Linked DNA regions of Homo sapiens: region 1 is linked to region 2. Evidence: read pairs that join two places in POLR2A ChIA-PET (ENCODE). Cell type or tissue: Panc1. All regions are shown on one strand. Links, peaks and the distances in the headings refer to the core of each region. The heading gives the core; the rest is flanking DNA.

Region 1 (10,506 bases), core at 3,322-8,321, 450 kb after region 2:
ACAGAGCGAGACTCCATCTCAAAATAAATAAATAAATAAATAAATAAATAAATAAATAAGGATAAATTTCCATTTTAGGGATAGTCAAACTCAATATATAGCAGGTATATACTTGTATTTTACAGATAACTCTGGAAAGATGCACACACACACACACACACACACACACACACACACACACACACAAAAACTGATTTCAAAGGTAACCAGTAGTTTTGGTCCTTGGGGGGCATTAGGAGAGTGAGGTTCTGGGAGTTAGAAATGAAAAGTAAACTCACTTTTCTCCTTATGCCTTTATGCCTTTTTATACTGTTTGATTTTTTTTTTTTTTTGAGACAGAGTCTCAGTCTGTTACCCAGGCTGGCATACAGTGGCGTGATCTCAGCTCACTGCAACCTCTGCCTCCCAGGTTTAAATTATTCTCCTGCCTCAGCCTCCCAAGCAGCTGGCACCACAGGCGCGCATCCTGACACCTGGCTAATTTTTTTATATTTTAGCAGAGATGGGGTTTCCTTCAGTTGGCCAGGCTGGTCGAACTCCTGACCTCAGGTGATCCACCTGCCTCGGCCTCCCAAAGTGCTGGGATTACAGACTTGAGCCACCGTGCCTAGCCACTGTTTAATTCTATTACTATGCAAACATTGCCTTGCTCAAAACAAACAAGATGTAAAATAAAAAATAAAGGCTACACAAAACCACTTTTCCGCACCAATGTCCTCACTTTACAGATGGAAAACTGAGACCAAATAAGAGAAAGCTCCCTCTGTGCACAAAGCCTCTGGCTCTCATGGCAGTGGAGACCCCTCCCTCTGAGCTCCCAGAGCCCTTTGTTCTTCTCCAGGTTGGAGCATTGACCACGTCTTGTTGCCAACATTCTCATGCCTTGTCCATCTCTGTGCCTTCGGTATCCAGCCCAAGACGTCTTTAAACTTCTGTCATTTTTGTTCCTGCACTCATCCTGCAACTGATATTTGTTGAGAACTGATCATGGTCCAGGCACTATGCTAAGTGCTGTGAGTACATTGATAACCCTCAGGGGCAAAGTCCCTCCCGACCATAGAGACAGGGCTGCCACGTACAGCCTCACAGGATGCACACTGCACAATTTCAGAACGTGACATTCACATATGCTATTATTTAACTGGTATTCTCTGGATTTGTGCAGTGCACAACCTAGGTAACTATATACAGTTTCCCTGCCCATATTTCCAGTAGTTCAGCGGGGAAGATAAATTAAACAAAGCAGTATATATTTATTTTCATTGGAATCAGGGCAATTAAAAAAAAAGAACCATGTTGCTAAAAGAGAGAACAAATAGACAGATCTATTTTGAGTTTCACATAAGCCATTCAGAGAAAGTGATATTTATATACATTTATTTATTTATTTATTTATTTATTTATTTATTTATTTATTTATTTGATACAGAGTCTCATTCTATTGCCTAGGATCCAGGGCAGTGGTGTGATCACAGCTAACTGCAGCATTGACCTCCCAGGCTCAAGCAATCCTGCCTCAGCCTCTCAAGTCGCTGGGACCACAGGCACACACCACCATGCCCGGCTAATTTTTGCGTCTTTTGTAGAGACAGGGTTTCGCCATGTCTATCAGGCTGGTCTTGAACTCCTGGACTCAAGTGATCCACCCTCCTTGGTCTGCCAAAGTACTGGGATTACAGGTGTGAGCCACCACACCCAGCCAGAAAGTTATATTTAAACCAAGACCTGGTATTTGTCAGGAATTTTATTTAGTTGATAGTAACAGAGGCTGGACTTAGTAGCTTTAGTGAAACAGAGCTTCTTTTTTCGCTTGTTCCACAGGAAATCAGAAAGTAGGCAGCCCAGGACTGATTTGGGAGTTCCAGCAGTTATCAGGACCCCAGCCTCCTTCTGTCTTTCTGCTCCATACCCCTTAGCATGTGGTTTTCATCCTCAAGGTTGTCTCATGGTCCAAGATGGTTGCCAGAGCTCCAGCCACTACATCTGCCTCACAGACAACAACATGGGACAAGGACATTAGAGACATAAGGGACGCCTCCCCAGTCCACTTAAGGAGCTGACCATAAGTTTCACAAAATATTCCACATCCATCTCATTGGCCCAAAACTAGTTACGTGAATATCGCACGCTGGAAGAGAGGCTGGGGCATGTGAGCTCTAAAGAGTTGCCCAGGGTTTTATTACCAAAAAGGGGAAATTATGATTGAGAGGTAATACGTAGCCCCTGTTATGGACTGGGAGAATAAACGGGAGATAATTAAGTGAAAGTGTTGTGGGGAGCAGGTTCCAGGCAGAGGGAATAGCAAATACAAAGGATCCAAGAGAAGGAGGTTGGGCCGGGGCACAGCGGTTCACACCTGTAATCCCAGCACTTTTGGAGGCCAAGGCAGAAGGATCGCTTACGCCCAGGAGTTTGAGACCAGCCTGGGCAACATAGAGAGATCCCGTCTCTACAAAAAATACCAAAATAAATAAATAAATAATAGCCAGCCGCGGTGGTATGTGAATAAAAATAAAAATAAATTTAAAAAATACTCTGTTGCCCAGGCTGGAGGGCAGTGGTGCAATCATGGCTCACTGCAGCCTCGACCTCCTGGGCTCAGGTAATCCTCCCATCTCAGCCTCCTGAGTAGCTGGGACTACAGGCACATACCACCATGGCTGACTAATTTTTCAAAAATAAAAATAAAAATATTAAAAAATAAAATAAATTTTAAAATATTCAAAAATAAAAATAAAATTTAAAAATATTTTTGAATATTTTAAATATAGTGGGCCGGGCGCGGTGGCTCACGCCTGTAATCTCTGCACTTTGTGAGGCCGAGGCAGGTGGATCACCTGAAGTCAGGAGTTCAAGACCAGCCTGGCCAACATGATGAAACCCCCTCTCTACTAAAAATACAAAAACTTAGCTGGGTGTGGTGCCACACTCCTGTAATCCCAGCTACTCAGGAGGCTGAGGCAGGAGAATCACTAGAACCTGGGAGGCAGAGGTTGCAGTGAGCCGAGATTGCACCACTGCACTCCATCCTGAGCAAGAAGAGCAAAACTGCGTCTCAAAATAAAATAAAATAATAAATAAATATATATATATTTAACGAGCGAGATTCCATCTCGAATTTGAATATTTAAAATATTCAAAAAATTATATTTTAATAAAATTAAAAATAATTTTTATTTTATTCAAAAATAAAAATAAATTAAAGAAATAAAAAGAAGGAGGTTGGTCTGTTCTCAGAACTGAAAGGAGACCAGCATGGTTGGAGCACATTCAATGGGAGAAGATGAGGAACCAGGGGAAGGAGAAATACCCAGGCTCGCAGGCACATCAGCAAACCCAGCTGCATGCCTTCCACTCTGGGCGAAGCCTTGGCATCAAACAGACCCATGTTCATATTCTAACATCACCTTTTACAACTGAGAGCCCTCAGGTAAGTCTTTTAACTTACCTGAGCCTCCACTTCCTTACCTGTAAAACAAGAATTATACCTGTATGATTTCTTATTTGAATAAGAATTTGAATAATAGATTTCTTATGTGAATTAAATGAGATAATGCATATAAGGAGGTTAGCACAGCGCCTAACACATATTGAGCACACAGTATTATTGATTCGCTACACATTGACCATGAAGACTTACGTGATTGTGGCCTAGTCAAGAGTCAAGGTTGTAACTCCAGGCTCGAGCAAATTCACTGGCTTAGTGCTTAAAAGTTAGTCATAGTTAGTGCTTAACGTAAAAGTTGGGTATGGGACAGGCACAGTGGCTCAAGCCTGTAATCCCAGCACTTTGGGAGGCTGAGGCAGGCGGATCATTTGAGGTCAGGAGTTCGAGACCAGCCTGCATGGTGAAACCCCACCTCTACTAAAAATACAAAAAAAAATTAGCCAGGCATGGTGATGCATGCCTGTAATTCCAGCTACTCAGGAGGCTGAGGCACAAGAATCACTTGAACCCAGGAGGCAGAGGTTGCAGTGAACCAAGATCTCGCCACTGCACTCCAGCCTGGGCAAGAGCAAGATTCCATCTCAAAACAAAAAAAAAACAAAACAGAAAACAAAAAAACAATAGCTGAGTGTCACGGGGCATGCCAGTAGTCCCAGCTGCTCAGAAGACTGAAGCTGGAGGCTTGGTGGAGCCCAGGAGTTTGAGTTCATCCTGGGCAACATAGCAAGACCCTATCACAAAAAAATAAGAAGTAAAATAATAATAATGCAAAATAAAACATCTTTTAAAATGATAGGTGTTACTATTGTGGCTCTTGGTGAGGACAGCAGATGGCTCATCAGAATTTCTTCCAGAGCCTCTCTTGGCCTCCCCACCGTGCCAGGCAACCACGGAAACATTCAGTCTTCAGATTACCAACCTCAACTGCAAACTAGAAAGGAGGGTCCCAGAATGGAAAGTGCCACCCTAAGAATGGAAAGTGCCACCCTAAATTGCAAACAGACCCCCCGGGTGCCAGGCGAGAGCCTCAAACACGCTCTCTACTTTGCTCAGGCTCTCGGAGTCAATCAGCTCAGGCTCTGATGCAGAAACGCTTACCGCCCTGAACTCGAATAAAGCTCACACTCAGACTCCAGGAACCACCGTCTTTTACATCCCCATCGATCCTCTAAGCCTATTTTTATGATTCCTCTTCCCAGTGAGTGTTGTGTATATTTTTGGGCTGTGTTCCTCTCATAAATAAATAAATGTGTAGGTAAATACTAATAAGAGCTAGCATTTATTAAGCACTTGGCGTGGTGCCAGGGATGGTGCTGAGGGGTTTGCCTGTTATTTTATTTCACCATCATGATGACCTAATGAAACTGGCACCATAATGATCCGCATTTTACAGGAAAGGAAACTGACACTCAGAGGGATGAGGTCATTTGTCATTTCCCCCAAAAAAGGGGCAGAACAGGGATTTGACCTCAAGTCTGTCTGATCCAAAGCCCCGATTACTGAGTTCTGAGCAGCTCGTGTGGACATGAACCCAAACTTCATCTCACTTCCTAAGTGCCTTCCTTCCTTCGGTCCCCACTAATTAAGCTTCTGCCGTCGATGCCAAGCCGGACAGGGAAATGCTAAGTGCTCAAACTAAGCTGATGATTTGAAAATGCCAATAGTCCTTCATTTCTGCTGACCACCCTGAGCCTGGGGCCGGCTCACTCCTGAGCCTGGGACCCAGAACAACGTAATGGATGAGCCGCGTGTTGAGCAATGCTTTATGCCATTCAGGAGTGACTCGGGCTGAGCTCATCTCAGTAGTCAGCGTGTTAATTACAACTGCCCAAATGAGGCCCATTCATCCATTAATACCAATGAGCCAGCTCCAGAAGGCAGAGGCAAGATGACTCGCACTCATGAATCTTGCTCATTGTAGATTCGACAACCACCATGGCCTGGCCACCCAGGCTACATCTTCATTGATATCGAATTATTTGTACTTCCCCTGCAAGTCTCTCCAATTTTCACCCCATCCTTTCCCAAAGAAGACCTCAAAGAAGAAGCAAAAGGCAGCATGCCTGGCACAAAAGACGTGGGCTTCAAAGCTTGAGAGACTCGGTCGAATCCTGGCTCTGCCACTGACCAACAGAGTGACCTTAGGCAGGTCATTTCATGTCTCTGGGCCTCAGTTATCCCATCTGTCAAATGGGGCTAATCACTTCCACCCCTCTTTCGTGTTCATACTGGGAGCTAGAAGATGTGATATCTAAATGTTCCAGCTTGCAGCAAGGCTCAGCGCATGTTAGCTGTTGTTACTAATTGTATCATTAGATGGCTTGGATCACTTTCACGTCATTTCCCCCAGCGCACTGGGGTTTATGGGATGGCAGCTACCATGTGGCTGGAGAGTGATTCCCAAATTTCAGTGCACTGGGGATGCTTGTTTAAAACACAAGATCTGAAGCCCCCAGCCATTCTGATTCCAGAGTAGAGCTGAAGACTGCGTGTTTGGTAACCACCTCGGGGTTTAAGGCTTTCAGACAGCCGTTCTCAGCCCTGCCTACACACTGGGATCACGGGGAAGCGGGGAAAGGAAGTGGGGGAGGTGGGGGGGAAGAGGTTTAGTTTTTTTAATGCCTGGATCCTAACTGCAGAAATTCTGATGTTCTGGGGCCCTTGTGTGGCTGGGATATCAGGATTTTTTTCTAAAGTTCCCCCAGATGATTTTAATGTGCAACCAGGGCTGAGACCTACTGCTATCAGCCAGTGTTTCTCAGAGCGTGGTGCAGGGACCCACACATCGGCATCAGGCTCACTGGGAACGTGTCTGAAATGCAGATTCTCCCTCTGTCCTACCTCAACCTGCTGATTCAGAGACTCTGGGGGTGGGACTTAGCACTGATTTATAAAGCTTTCAAAGGGATTCATTTTTTTGGTGTTTTTTTTTTTTTCTTTTTTTTTTGGATACAAGGTCTGGCTCTGTCACCCAGGCTGGAATGCAGTGGTGCAATCACAGCTCACTGCAGCCTCAACCTCCTGGGTTCAAGTGATCCTCCCACCTCAGTCTCCTGAGTAGCTGGGACTACAGGCTCGAACCACCATGGCTGGCTAATTTTGGGTTTTTTTTTTGTAGAGATAGGATCTCCATATGTTGCCCAGGCTGGTCTCAAACTCCTGGGCTCAGGCAATCCCCCCGGCCGGGGCATCCCAAAGTGCTGGGATTACAGGCATCAGCCACCAATGTCAGGCTCCCCTGGTGATTCTGACACACACTTAAGTTTAAGAACCCCTGCTATAAGGCCTGGCATCCCCCAGACTTCATGCTGTTAAGAACCACTTGGGGAAGAGGTTTGTTATTGCTCCCTTTTCCCACCCTTTCTCTTTTGAACACTGTTGTGTCGTGATGTGAAGCTTGGAGCTTTGGCAGCCATCTTACAAACATGAGGTAAAAACCAAGGCTTCACAGAGATAGCACCCCAGTGCCTCGCAGTCACTGAGTCACTGCCCCAACCTCTGACCCTCTACTTCCAAACTTCCCATTAGCTAAATGCCTTGATTGTTTAAGCTCCTATTATTTGAGTCTTCTCTTACTTGCAATGGAACACATTTTTTATTGGTATAAGTATTCCCAACACAGTATGAGTGCATAGAACAACTTTAAAAGATCCCTGCGATAGGCTGGGCATGGTGGCTCATGCTTATAATACTAGCACTTTGGGAGGTCAGGAGGACCTCTTGAGCCTAGGAATTTGAGACCAGCCTGGGTAACACAGTGAGACCCTGTCTCTACAAAAATTAAAACAAAATTAGTTGGGTGTGGTGGCACGTGCTCATAGTCCCAGCTACTCGAGAAGCTGAGGTGGGAGGATTGCTTGGGCCCAGGAGTTCAAGGCTGCAGTGGGCTGTGATCATGCCACTGTACTCCAGCCCGGATGACAGAGCAAGACCCTCTCAAAAAGAAAAAAAGAAAAAAAAATTCCAGGACATAAAATGATGTAATGCCTAAAATTTTACTTTGAATATTCTCAGAAAAAAAAAAACAGACTAAGTGTGAAGAGAGGAGTGGGGTCGATTTTGACTTTAAAAAATATTTAAGTTAAATTTTGAGAAATCCCTCTTAAGAAAAAATTTTGAATCTGGGCTGTGGGGATAGATGAAATGAGATTGCAAAGATTGATATCTACTAAATCTGGGCGATGTTGAATCTACACATACTACATATGATTGTGGAAATTACCATCATAAAAAGTAAAAACAATTTTAAAAGATTAACTGTTTTAAAACAAAGTCTAGGCATGGCGGCTCACACCTGTAATCCCAGCACTTTGGGAGGCCGAGGCGGGCAGATCACCTGAGGTCGGAGTTCAAGACCAGCCTGACAAATATGGTGAAACCCTGTCTCTAGTAAAAATACAAAAATTAGCCAGCCTGTGGTGGCCCATGCCTGTAATCCCTGCTACTCAGGAGGCTGAGGTGGGAGAATCCCTTGAACCCAGGAAGCAGAGGTTGCAGTGAGCCAAGATCATACCACTGCACTCCAGCCTGGGCCACAGAGGGAGACACTGTCTCCAAAAAAAAAAAAAAAAAAAAAAAGACTGGCTCCCTTCTCCCCTGGAGGCAGGGGAACTGGAAGAATTGGAGATTATCACTGAGAGTTGAGGACAAGAAATCTGCATTACGAAATAAGTCCCTGTAGATTTCATCATCTCTAGAGCCCTCATTAGTGCTGATTAGGGAAACTGATTCCCAGGAAAACTAGAGAACATTATGGCACAGCAGCAGCACTGAATGATGGCTTTGGCATCCAAAAGTTCAAGTTCAGGTTCTGCCACTTATCAGCTATGTGACCTTAGGCAAGTGACTGATCTTTCTGAGCCTCAGTCACCCCTGCTGTAAAATGGGGATAATAAAGATTCTCACCTCTTAGACAATTGTGAGAAATAATGGAAATAATGTATGTATTTAAGAAATAGTAGCTGCTATGGTTATTATTTTATCTTTACTTCTAGTTTAAAGTCAAGAGTTGGCCGGAAGTGGTGGCTCACACCTGTAATCCCAGCACTTTTAGAGGATTGTTTGAGGTAAGGTGTTCGAGACCACCCTAGCCAACACAGGGAGACTCCGTCTCTAAATTAAATAAATAATCAATCCAGGCCAGGCGTGGTGGCTCACGCCCATAATCCCAGCACTTTGGGAGGCTGAGGCGGGTGGATCACTTGAGGTCAGGAGTTCAAGACCAGCCTGGCCAACATGGTGAAACCCTATCTCTACTAAAAATATAAAAAATTAGCCAGGCGTGGTGGCACATGCCTGTAATCCCAGCGACTGGAGAGGCTGAGGCAGGAGAATCACTTGAACCCGGGAGGCAGAGGTTGCAGTGAGCTGAGATCACACCACTCCACTCCAGCCTGGGTGACAGAGCAAGGCTCCATCTCAAAAAAAATAAATAAATAACAGTAATAATAATAAAGCCACATTCTCAGCCTTCCCTTGCCCACCCTGAGAAGTGAGTGTTTGCCCTCATTTCTATATTTCTGAGCCCCAACCGTCCCACCATTCTGACCTTAGCTACCCTCCCCTCCCCATCCCAACTAGTATTAACATATAGTGAATATTCATCATAGGCCAAGAACTGAGCTGGATCTTTACCTGGATTATCTCATTTAATCCATGATATTATTAGACCCATTTTACAGAGGAAGAAACTGAGGTTCAGAGAGGTTAAGATCATACAGCTATGAAGTGGGCTCTGAGACCAAGTGTACCTAATTTCCCAAAGTTCAGGTCATTTTTTTCCTCCAACACAGATCTTGAGAGGTGAGAATAAAAGCCTTACCTACAACACTAGCCAACATTTAGGATCTACACACATGTATTATTACCCTCTCATTTATCTTTTTTTTTTCTTCTTTTTTATTTTTTTTGGAGACAGGGTCTCACTCTGTCACCCAGGCTGGAGTGCAGTGGTATGATCATAGCTCACTGCAACCTCCATCTCCTGGGCTCAATCCATCCTCACGTCTCAGCCTCCCAAATAGCTGAGACTACAGGCACATGCCACCACACCTGCCTAATTTTTTTTACTTTTTGATAGAGACAGGGTTTCACCATGTTGGCCACACTAGTCTTGAACTCCTGAGTCAGGCAATCTGCCCACCGTGGCCTCCCAAAGTTCTGGGATTACGGGCATGAGCCACCGTGCCTGGCCCTTTTATTTCCATTTTACAGATAAGAAAACCGAGTCCAGGGTCTATCCCAGCAGCAAGGACTGACCACCTTCCCAATTCCACTTCTCATGCGCTGGGAGTGAAGCTTATATTTCTGGACTCTTGACCCAGTGCTCATTCAGCATCTTTCCCTTCCCCATCCTCCATCCCTGTCAGGCCTCTGAGCCCATGCTAAGCCATCATATCCCCTGTGACCAGCACGCATACATCCAGATGGCCCAGATGGCCCGAAGTAACTGAAGAATCACAAAAGAAGTGAAAATGGCCTGTTCCTGCCTTAACTGATGACATTACCTTGTGAAATTTCTTCTCCAGGCTCATCCTGGCTCAAAAACTCTCCCACTGAGCACCTTGTGATCCCCACCCCTGCCCGCCAGAGAACAACCCCCTTTGACTGTAATTTTCCACTACCTACCCAAATCCTATAAAACAGCCCCACATCTGTCTGCCTTTGCTGACTCTCTTTTCGGACTCAGCGCGCCTGCCCCCAGGTGAAATAAACAGCTTTGTTCTCACACTCGCGTCTCTTCACACGGACGCGAGTGAAAATCCCAACCCCAATGTCTCCATTTGCATCCCGGCCTGTGAAGGCTGACCAAGTGGCATAGCGGACAGGAACTGATGCAAGGATCAGAAGATGCAGTTCAGGTACCACTCAGCTGTGTGACTTTGGATTACTTACTTCCCCTCTCTGAGTCTCAAGTGCCTTATCACACCCCATACCCTAAAACTGTGATCATCTCAGCAGTCCCCCGCGGGAGAGTCCTACTCTCCTCCCACACCATTCCTCATCCCGGGGAGGCGGAAAGTAGAGACTCAAAAAGCCGTAAAACACAAAGAAGACTG
Region 2 (10,506 bases), core at 3,133-8,132:
GTTATTTCTTGATTATATGCTAAACAAGGAGTGGATTATTCATGCTTCCCCTTTTTAGACCATATAGTGTAACTTCCTGACATTGCCATGGCATTTGTAAACTGTCGTGGTGCTGGTGGGAGTGTAGCAGTGAGGATGCCCAGAGGTCACTCTCGTCACCATCTCGGTTTTGGTGGGTTTGGGCTGGCTTCTTTACTACAACCTGTTTTATCAGCAAGGTCTTTATGACCTGTATCTTGTGCCGACCTCCTATCTCATTCTGTGACTAAGAATACCTAAATCGTCTGGGAAAGGAGCCCCGTAGGTCTCAGCCTCATTTTACCCAGCCTGTATTCAAGATGAAGTTGCTCTGGTTTAAACACCTCTGACAAAGCCACACTGACTTTTCTTTTCTATTCCCAGAACACTCTAAGCTCTCTAGGTGTTTGTTTTGTCTTCAGGCCTTTGCACTGGCAGTTTCCACCACCCGGAATAGTGTTCCATGACTTGTTACTATCAACTATGTCCCAGCTGAAATGTGACCTCCTCAGGTTCTCCTCTTGACCACCCTACCTAATCCTGAGCCCCTACCTTACCCCATCGGGGCAGTTACTCTCTATCACATTGCCCTGTTTTATTGTCTAACTGGCACTCATTGCTGTTTGGCTTTGTAAGTTCATTCACTCATTTGTTGCCTGTCTTCTCCACTAGAACATAAACTCCTTGAGGGCAGGGATTTTGTCTGCTTTGGGCAGGGTTGTGTCCTCAGTGCTGAGTAAAATGGCTCACACATAGTAGACACTCCATGAATGTTTGTTTAATGAATGAGTGAATGAAGTCATGAATTTCCTTGATAGAATAATTTTGAATAATAATTATTCAAATAAAAAATAATAAGAATTGTCATGTATTGAACACTTTCTACCTGCCAGTCCCTGAACTAAGCCTTTCCATACATTGTCCTGTTTAATTCTCACAGCAACCCTATGATAGTCACTATGATAATCATTTTACAGATCAGGAAACTGATGAAACAGTTTGAAACAGAATGAAAGCTCAGGACTTCCTGACCTCCTGAAACTGTGTGGATGGAGCACACCACAAGGAGGCTGAAGCCAGGCTGGTGGCTACTGCCTGCCATGCATTTCGGTGCAGAGCTCCACCTGCCTTTGTTACATTTTGCAGAGGTGCTCCACAGACCCCACCATGTGCATCCCCTTAGTCCACAGCCTTTCAGCAGTTTTTCTCCACTGGCAAAGGATCCAGAGAGACAAGGGTTTTGTTTTCTTTGGCAGATCCTTTTCATCCTTGTGGATGCAGACGAACCCAGAAATGGACGTGTCTTCAAGTACTTCCGGGTCACAGAGGTCGATATCCCATCCGTCCAAATCCTAAACTTGAGCTCTGACGCCAGGTACAAAATGCCTTCAGATGACATAACCTACGAAAGCCTCAAGAAATTTGGCCGCAGCTTCCTGAGTAAAAATGCCACAGTAGGTTTTTTCTTGGACAAGGTTTATCCAGAACCTCAAAATCATCTCCTTCTCATAATTCTGTTGGCCTTGATAATTCTCCTCACCTGTATGTGGAGGCAGAATAAAGATCAACTTTGTGGCTCAATGTGGGGAAATCCCCCATCTCCCCACCTCAAATCTATCCAACTTCTGACCTATCCCAAGCCTTTAATTCCTCCACTTATTCTTAGTTGTAAAGTGGAGGCATTTCCTTTGCAGGAATTCACAATAGAAATGCAGGCACTCAGTAGTGTTAACTTGCACTCTGAAAGGAGGCTCTTCTTCTCCTATCACCTCCAATGTGAAAGATCTACTTGGTCCAAGAGTAGATGCTTGCTTTGAGGAGGAGAAGGGAGATGGAGCCACAGGGCAATCAAGATGTAGCCTTAAAAGCTTTAGGGACCTTTTGGTTGGATGGGGTTAGAAAGGGCATAGTCTATTTCGCTGACAGGAAGGAGAGGCTGCAGAAACACATGGAACACGTAGTCACCCACTGTCTATGTCTCCACAGCTACTCTGCTGAGTAAGGTAACCATATTATTAATTTTCCAAATTGGGACATTATGGGAGTAAAGGATTCTGGAATGGGCCAGGTGCGGTGGTTCATGCCTGTAATCCCAGCACTTTGCAAAGTTGAGGTGAGAGGATCACTTGAGCCCAGGAGTTCGAGGCCATACCAAGATCACATCTTGACAAAAAATTTAAAAATTAGCCAGGTGTGGTGGTGTGCATCTGTAGTCTCAGCTACTTAGGAGGCTGAGGCAGGAGCATTGCTTGAGCCTAGAGATCAAGGCTACAGTGAGCTACGATCACACCACTGCACTCCAGCCTGGGCCACAGAGGAAGACCCTGTCCAGCACCACCCCCCCAAAAAAAGTCTGGAACAATAGAAGTAAATCGAGACTCCAGACAAACCCAAATGATGGTCCCCTTACCTGAGTCTTCTACAGCCTTTTGTCCATTCTCCCAGAGACACAGCTGCCCCTATAGCCTTTTCTGTGGAAGCTGTCTCGTGTGCACAGCATTTTCATGGGCTGAGCGGTGAGGCTGCTGTCCTTCTTTCCAATTCCAACCCATTTTCCTTCTTTCATCTTCAGAAACCCCAGATGCCTTGGATCCCATGCTTTTTGACCCTGTGCTCCCACCTCCTTGTTGCTGTCCTCTGACTATCTGCCTTCACTCTCTGAGGACTTAGGCTCCTGATGGCAGCCTTTCCCTAGCCCCAACTCTGCTGTCATTTCCAGAGATGTCAGTGTCTACGACCCTGGTCTCTCTTCTCCAATAGCTGACGTGTCCATGCCATGTCAGCTCCCTGCTCCCATGCCCACAACCCGGAGATTGCAGTACCTCCCAATGCCTGATTTTTCCCTCCAGGACACACATGGCTACGATTCCTCATCCTTCTCATTGCCCTCACCCTCCTGATCCCATTTCTCTTTAGTGCCCCCTCTGTGAACTTGCATTCCATCATTCATTGCTCTGATGATGATTCCCTTACCTCCTTTATCCCCTCCATCTTCCACCTCCTGTATACCCCATAGTACTCACCAGGCAAGTTCCAACTCTGGTTGAACCCCCTTAACTTCCCTGCTTCCAGACCAACATCACCACGAGGGTGACTGGCTTCATGGCATTGCAAACCAGGCTCCCATGGACTCTGAAAAGTGTCCTGGCATCCATATGGAAATTTCAGTTAGTGTGTTCATTTTTAAATCTCAGAGTCTCTCTCTCCTCATATCCCATTCCCACTCACTCTCAGCTGAGTACTGTACCCCTAGATCACTAAGAAAATAGATGTCCTCACATTGGAGGCCTCCTCACTTTCCATTACCACATCTAAAATCCTACCTATCCTCTCTCTCTTCCTTGCAGTTAGATCTGAGGTGGTGTCCGTCTCCCTCGCAAAGGCCAACATGTCTTCTTATGCTGTTAGAGGAGAGATGGGCATCCTCTACAAGATCTATGAGATCCACCTGATCTGAGCCATTCCCAATTCCCCACAATTGTCACCATTTTCTATCTCCCATGCCCCATGGCCACCCCATGTGTGCTCCCACTGAAAGAATCTTTAAGTGCTTTCCAGAGGCTAGAGCGGGTGTGGTGAGGGAGGACACTGTGGAAGAAGAGGCTGTGAGCCAGACAGAGGCTGCACAGCAAGGGTCAACATGGTAAAACCCCGTCTCTACTAAAAATACAAAACATTAGCCGGGTGTGGTGGCACGCACCTGTAGTCCCAGCTACTCAGGAGGCTGAGGCAGGAGAATCGCTTCAACTCGGGAGGTGGAGGTTGCAGTGAGCCCAGATCCCACCACTGCATTCCAGCCTGGGTGACAGAGCGAGACTCTGTCTCAAAAGGAAAGAAAGGAAGAAAGAAAGAAAGAAAGAAAGAAAGAAAGAAAGAAAGAAAGAAAGAAAGAAAGAAAGAAAGAAAGAAAGAAAGAAAGAAGAAAGAGAGAGAGAAATAAATAAAGAAAGAAAGAAAGGAAGGAAGGAAGGAAGGAAGGAAGGAAGGAAGGAAGGAAGGAAGGAAGGAAAGAATTTGGTTTCCTAAGAGCAATGAGAGAAGCCAGATTTGCATGGTAGAAATAGAGCCCTGCTTATAGAGAATAAAGGTGTGGGAGGATTGGGAGGGGACGGGGGGAGAACATCTGGAGGCTCTTCTGGCAATCAAGATGAGAGATGGAGGCTACCTGGATTTGGTCAGTAACCACACAGATGGAGAAAATGATGTGGATTCAGGAGACATTCAGGAGGCAATGGTTGTAGATAAAAAATATGTTTTGAGGTTTCCAACACTTACTTCAAAAAGAAGCAAAAGCTGAGCTCATTTTTTGTTCATTCAGTTGCAAAACATTTATTGAGGATCTACTATGTAACAGGCAATGGATGCTCAATGGCGAGGAAAGAAAAATCTCTTATGACATTCCATCTATTATGGTAGAGACACATTAATCAAATAATTAGAAAAATAAATATAAATAGTAAACGTGAATAAGTGATACAAGAAAAAGTGCTGAGCATTATGAGAATTTATGGCAGCAAGTCCTCATCTAGATGCGGGGAGGGTCAAGGAAGTCCTCCCTTGGGTCATTCTGAGACATACATTTTGAGTTACCCAGATGAAGAAGGGAGAGTAGGAATCAGGAGTGGGGAGGCCTGTCAGCCAGAGGGAACAGCATTAACAAAGGCCTGAGCTGGGAGGAAGGTTGGCCATTTGGTTAAGCTGAAGACCAACATGGCTGAGGAAAGAAAAGAGAAGACTTCCTTTATTGCAGGAACCAATCAAAGTGTGATCAAGGTTTTATAGGTCATGCAAATGGTCTTGATCTTGATTCTTAGAGTAATTGAGGACAACTAATTTTTTTTTTTTTTTTTTTTTTGGAGACGAAATCTTGCTCTGTCAACCAGCCTGGTGTGCAGTAGCGCAATCTCTGCTCACTGCAACCTCTGCCTCCTGGGTTCAAGCAATTCTCTTGCCTCAGCCTCCTGAGTAGCTGGGATTACAGGTGCATGCCACCATACCCAGCTAATATTTGTATTTTTTCTTTTTTTAGTAGAGATGAGGTTTCACCATGTTGGCCAGGCTGGTCTCAAACTCCTGACTTCATGATCCACCCGCCTCGGCCTCCCAAAGTGCTGTGATTATAGGCGTGAGCCACCGCGCCCGGCTTAAATCTTCTTTTTATAAAATCTGAGAATCCATCCCAGTTTGAAGCTTTGTCTGCTCCTCAGTCCCCTGACCCCAAATCGCCCTGAACCATCCAGGGTTGACATCAAGCTCATGATCCATCTCAGTATTTCAAACCCTTTCCTAAGGCTCTTGTGAAAAAAACACGAGAAAACCTTTAGTGGTTTCCAATCAAGGTGGGGAGCCCCACAACTTCAAGACCCTTTATGAAGACTCTTAGGCCTCTCAAATGTGCTTCCTAGAAACATCAATCCAGTGAAGAGATTCCAAAATACTGGGACCAGGGACTGGTTAAGCAGCTCGTGGGGAAGAACTTCAACGTAGTCGTCTTTGACAAAGAAAAGGACGTATTTGTGATGTTCTGTAAGTATCTCCAAGAGGGGTTCTGAGGCAACGGGTGCCAAAATTATGTTTCAAGTGTTTCTCCTGAATTGTTGGGCACTGAAATCTCTAAAACCCATCAATGCACCATGCCAAGGATGGTCTTCAGATACCCAAAGGGATTGACTCAAGATGCTATCAGGAACAATGCAACTCTTTCCCCCAGAAATGTAATTATTGGAATGTATGCAATGCCTTCCACATAACCCAGGCCTATGGCTGTTTGTAAAAACAATAATGCTCATGGCTGACAATGTTTGCTTGGATGCTGTAGTATATTGGGCTTTATTCTAAGCCATTGCATACATTATCTCATTTAATCCTAACGACATCCTTTTGAAAGTAGCTACTTTTATTGCTCAGACTTTGCAGATGACTAAATAGGGTCTCAGGGAGGAGAAGACATTTTTCCATTATCTTGCAGTCAGTAAGTGCCGGAACTGGGATTTGAACTTAGGCATCTGACTTCAGCACCTACACTCCTAACTGCTGTACAGGATTTCTTTGCTTCTGGCTTTAGATGACTTATCAAATGGCCCATAGGAGGTGGGGACCCCAATCCTCCATGTACAGTACTTAGCACAGCGTCTGGCATATTGTAAGCACTTGATAAGTGACAATTGCTACTGCTGTTGTTATTCCTATCATTATAATTACTTCCAGGGCTTATCTAAGGACTATTGCCCTTTTCCCATTGTTTCTGATTTGCACGTGGGAGACAAAGCCAGAGATGTTCTCTCCCACCCTGAGACACAGAGAAAGGTGATACTGAAGTTCCTTCAGACATTTCTTTTATTTTAACATTTAATGAGCCCTTACAATGAGTCAAGCATGAGTTTGCTGTTGACACACCTGCTCTAATGAGCTGTGTAACAAGTTTGTGAGGAAGGTATGGTGGTTTTCCCCATGTCACAGATCAGGGAACCCCATCTCAGAGAGGTTAATGATCTTACCCTAGGTCACACAGTAAGTAGCAAGACAAGAAGTTTAACACAAGCTCTAGTGCTATTACTTTCTGGAGGGTAAGACAAGGGCTACACTGCATCATGCAGGCCTTTTACAATCACTCTGAAAGGGACTGTTATTCACAGAGTGAGGTGCTTAAGGTCTGTGGCTGAATCACCAAGATCCGCTGCCTTTCAATGAGAGGCTAGATGCAGCTGTTCTGTACTTAAGTCACACCCAGAATTGTAAGACTGTCCATTTCATTTTGATAAAAGGCAACAGCAGCTTCATTTTCTTGGAAGTAGGGCCACGGGATTGGCCCCCTGGGGCTGCAGCCATTATGCCCCCTCCTGTTCTGACCCAGGACCCGCTGAGTGCTAGGGGGGCTGCCAGAGATGCTGCAGGCAGGGGGGATGGCCATGGAGACACTTGGCTTGTAAATGGGGTATGATCATCCAAAAGTGGTGTGTCTGGGGGCTTTTGAGGCCATTTCGCTTACAGAGCCAGAAACTGAGCTTTGAGCTCTAGTAGAAGGAAAGCAGGAAAGATTTGCTTTCCCTTGGGTTGGAGCTGGTCTCTGGTTTCCAGAGGCCCAGGAGCCTGGACCACACTCAAAGACCAAAGAACTGTCCACAAGAAAGTTCAGTGTCCCCTGTCCAAGAGTAATTATACCTGTCACACTTCTTGGGGATGTTCTCCTCCTCTGAATTATATATGTATAATAACATGACATGTAATTACCTATAAATGACATGACATAACATAACATAATATCTATATGTTATGTTATATTAATGCCTACCTGTGGTATAGTGGTCACAGGTCAAAGCAGCCTGTCTTTAAACCCCACTTCTTCTGCTTAATTACTCTGGTCTGAAAAGTGCAATTACTGCATAGCTTTGGGCAAGTTCCCAAACCTCTATTGTGAAAACCCCCGTGTGCTGTAACACATATGCACACACACACACACACACACACACATACACATACACAAAAACACACACACACTTTTTGGAAGAACATTAAAGTCATCTAGCGTAAATATTGTTCTTGGCTTTCTTCTTCTACTAGAGTGGAACACTATGTTAAAAGAAAGGAATTTGAAAAAAAGAAAAAAAGCAAGCTGGGCACAGTGGCACAAGCCTGTAGTCCCAGCAAATCAGGAAGCTGAGATGGAAGGATCTCTTGAGCCCAGGAGTTTGAGTTTGAGCCTAACCTGGGCAACATAGCAAGACCTTGCCTCTAAAAAGCAAAACAAAAAAATAGAAGAAAACATGAACACACTAAAAGTGTTAGTATTTAGGTGGAAGAGGGCTAAGCTATTTTTTTCTTTTTGTTTTCTTTTTCTTTTTCTTTCTTTCTTCCTTTTTTTTTTTTTTTTTTTTGAGATGGAGTCTCTCTCTGTCACCCAGACTCGAGTGCAGTGGCGCAATCTCGGCTCATTGCAACCTCCACCTCCCGGGTTCAAGCAATTCTCCTACCTCAGCCTACCGAGTAGCTGGGATTACAGGTGCACGCCATCATGCTCGGCTAATTTTTGCATTTTTAGTAGAGATGGGATTTCACCATGTTGGTCAGGCTGATCTCGAACTCCTGACCTTGTGATCCACCCGCCTCAGCCTCCCAAAGTGCTGGGATTACAGGTGTGAGCCACTGCACCCAGCCAAAACTATTTTTTTTCTAATTTATCGAATAACAATTGGGAACTATTGCTGAAATGTAAAAATAATCTAATATATGATTAAAAGAAGGAGGGAGTGCAATTGGCAAAACAGCAGGACCACAAGTGGAACACAGCGATGCCATGTGTAGGGTGGCGCCAGCTTTCTGGATCTTCATCAATGTGAGCCTGAGCCATGGACCTTCTCTTCCAGATGCACCCTGGTCTAAAAAGTGCAAGATGCTGTTCCCACTGTTGGAGGAATTGGGCAGAAAATATCAAAACCACTCCACAATTATCATTGCCAAGATCGATGTCACAGCAAATGACATTCAGCTGATGTACCTGGACCGGTACCCATTCTTCAGGCTGTTCCCCAGCGGCTCTCAACAAGTGAGGGGCTCTTGGGACGCACATGGCTGAAAACAATGTTATGTTATTATCAGGGACTCAGTTTCTCCCTACCACCAGCTGCGCTTTCTACCAAACCAGTTTTATTCTCAGCTGTAGCCACTATCCATCCTCTCACATTCAAGTTCAAAGATTATTTTCCAGTAGTTTGCACCAAAGTCCTGAGACTCACTATCATTGGGTGTAGCTTGCATATCCCTGACCCAACCACTGTGGCCAAGTGGATGTGGGTGTTTTGATGGGCAGGCCTGGTTTTATATGGTTCCTGCTAGCATTGGGGCTGAGCTCTGCCCTAACTATCTGAAATAAGGTGGGAGGAATCTCCATGAGAATATTGGATGTGGGGTATTACCAGGTGAAGGCAAAAATACATGCTAGAGACAAACAATGTCATTTCCACCTTGGGATTACAGTCATTGGCCATAACCAGTGTTGATACAACCCACACTCCATGCCATGTCCATGCATGGGAAAGAGCATCAGTCAAAGAAATGTGAGCCCAGGTTCCTGCTCCTTAGAAGAGTATGGATGAATGCAATTGAAATCAAGGGGGAGGAAGAGCTTCTGGAGGGCAGATATGGCTGCAAGTCTCCATGCAGACCCAGGACTCTGCAGAATGGTGGGGACTTAAATCAGGTTAGAGGAGGGACTGTGTACTACAGGTAGGAAGTGTGGTCTGAACAAAGAGGTGGGCAGAAGGGTGACCCCAGCACTGTGGCAAGATTCCACTGTGACCCACTCTTTGCTCAGTCTGCACTGCAGAGGATGCATGTCGGGGAGTTGTGTTACTGAGGCTGGGCTGAGAGGATGAGGCTAAGGTAGTAATCTCAAATTATCTGAAAAGAAGCTTAGGTGACCTGTGGGCATTAAGCAGCTTCTGAACTTTCCTAAAGAGGAAAGGGAGTCGGGCGTGGTGTCTCAACGCGTGTAATCTCATTACGTTGGGAGCCTGAGGCAGTTGGATCACGAGGTCAAGAGATCCAGACCATCCTGGCCAACATGGTGAAACCCCGTCTCTACTGAAAATATAAAATTAGCCAGTCGTGGTGGTGCATGCCTGTAGTCCCAGCTACTCAGGAGACTGAGGCAGGGGAATCGCTTGAACCTGGGAGGCAGAGGTTGCAGTGAGCTGAGATCACGCCACTGCACTCCAGGATGGTGACAGAGCAAGATTCCATATAAAAAAAAAAAAAAAGAGGAAAGGGAACTTGTGATAATGGAGCACTGACCATGTACCAGATGCTTCCGAAAAGAACTATTCTTCCTCTTATTATTGTTGCTATGATAGTAATAATAATAATAACAAACGCCTATCGTGCTTATCATGAACCAGGCGCTGTTTTCAATACTTCACATACATTACCTCATTTAATCCTTATAACAACCCTACGAGGTAGGTACTATTTTGTCTCCATATTAGAGATAGGAAAAGTGAGTCAGAGAAATTAAATAAGCAGACCACACTGCAGTAATGCAGCCAAAGTTTAAGGCTTTGCTGTGTGGTTTTACAGTCCGTGCTTTGATCCACTGCATAACAACCCTATGTCAGAAGCATTTTTATTATCCTTCCCTTGGAACCATGGCACTGGAGGCTAAGAGAGGTTAGGGAACCTGCATAACATACCCGGGGTTGTTAGGAATTTGACCCTGGGTTTACCTAGGTAGCAATCCTCGAGCATCTCTGCGGGAAGAGGATCCCATCCTGACCCTGTTCCATTTTCATCCTAGGCTGTCCTGTATAAGGGAGAACACACCCTGAAGGGCTTCTCTGACTTCCTGGAAAGCCACATCAAAACTAAGATTGAGGATGAGGATGAGGTAAGGGGCAACAGAAATACTCTGAATTATTCTGTCCCACACAGAATCCCTAGGAACTTAATGGACAACAAAAGAGTATGGCTGGAGTTCCATAATCTTGGGAGATGGTT

The links. Peaks named below come from ENCODE experiments on the same cell type or tissue, not always from the same donor. Only the 100,000 strongest peaks of a DNase experiment are listed, where the experiment ranks them.
Region 1: POLR2A ChIA-PET joins it to region 2 with 9 read pairs; 4 of 35 experiments call an interaction of 5 or more read pairs at or near these places.

The regions. Positions count from the first base shown.
Region 1 is chr16:19,907,750-19,918,255 of GRCh38, reverse strand. No RefSeq gene overlaps it. Among named protein-coding and RNA genes, the nearest start is that of GPRC5B, 28 kb to the right of the region's middle. In Panc1, for the core only: no CTCF peak of the experiment used is centred there; a DNase peak (open chromatin) is centred at 5,256.
Region 2 is chr16:20,360,458-20,370,963 of GRCh38, reverse strand. PDILT (protein disulfide isomerase like, testis expressed) reads left to right here. Exons shown (of 12, transcript NM_174924.2): 8 at 1,275-1,472; 9 at 5,424-5,544; 10 at 8,382-8,560; 11 at 10,307-10,396. Among named protein-coding and RNA genes, the nearest start is that of UMOD, 13 kb to the right of the region's middle. In Panc1, for the core only: no CTCF peak of the experiment used is centred there; no DNase peak of the experiment used is centred there; H3K27me3 peaks cover 256 bases.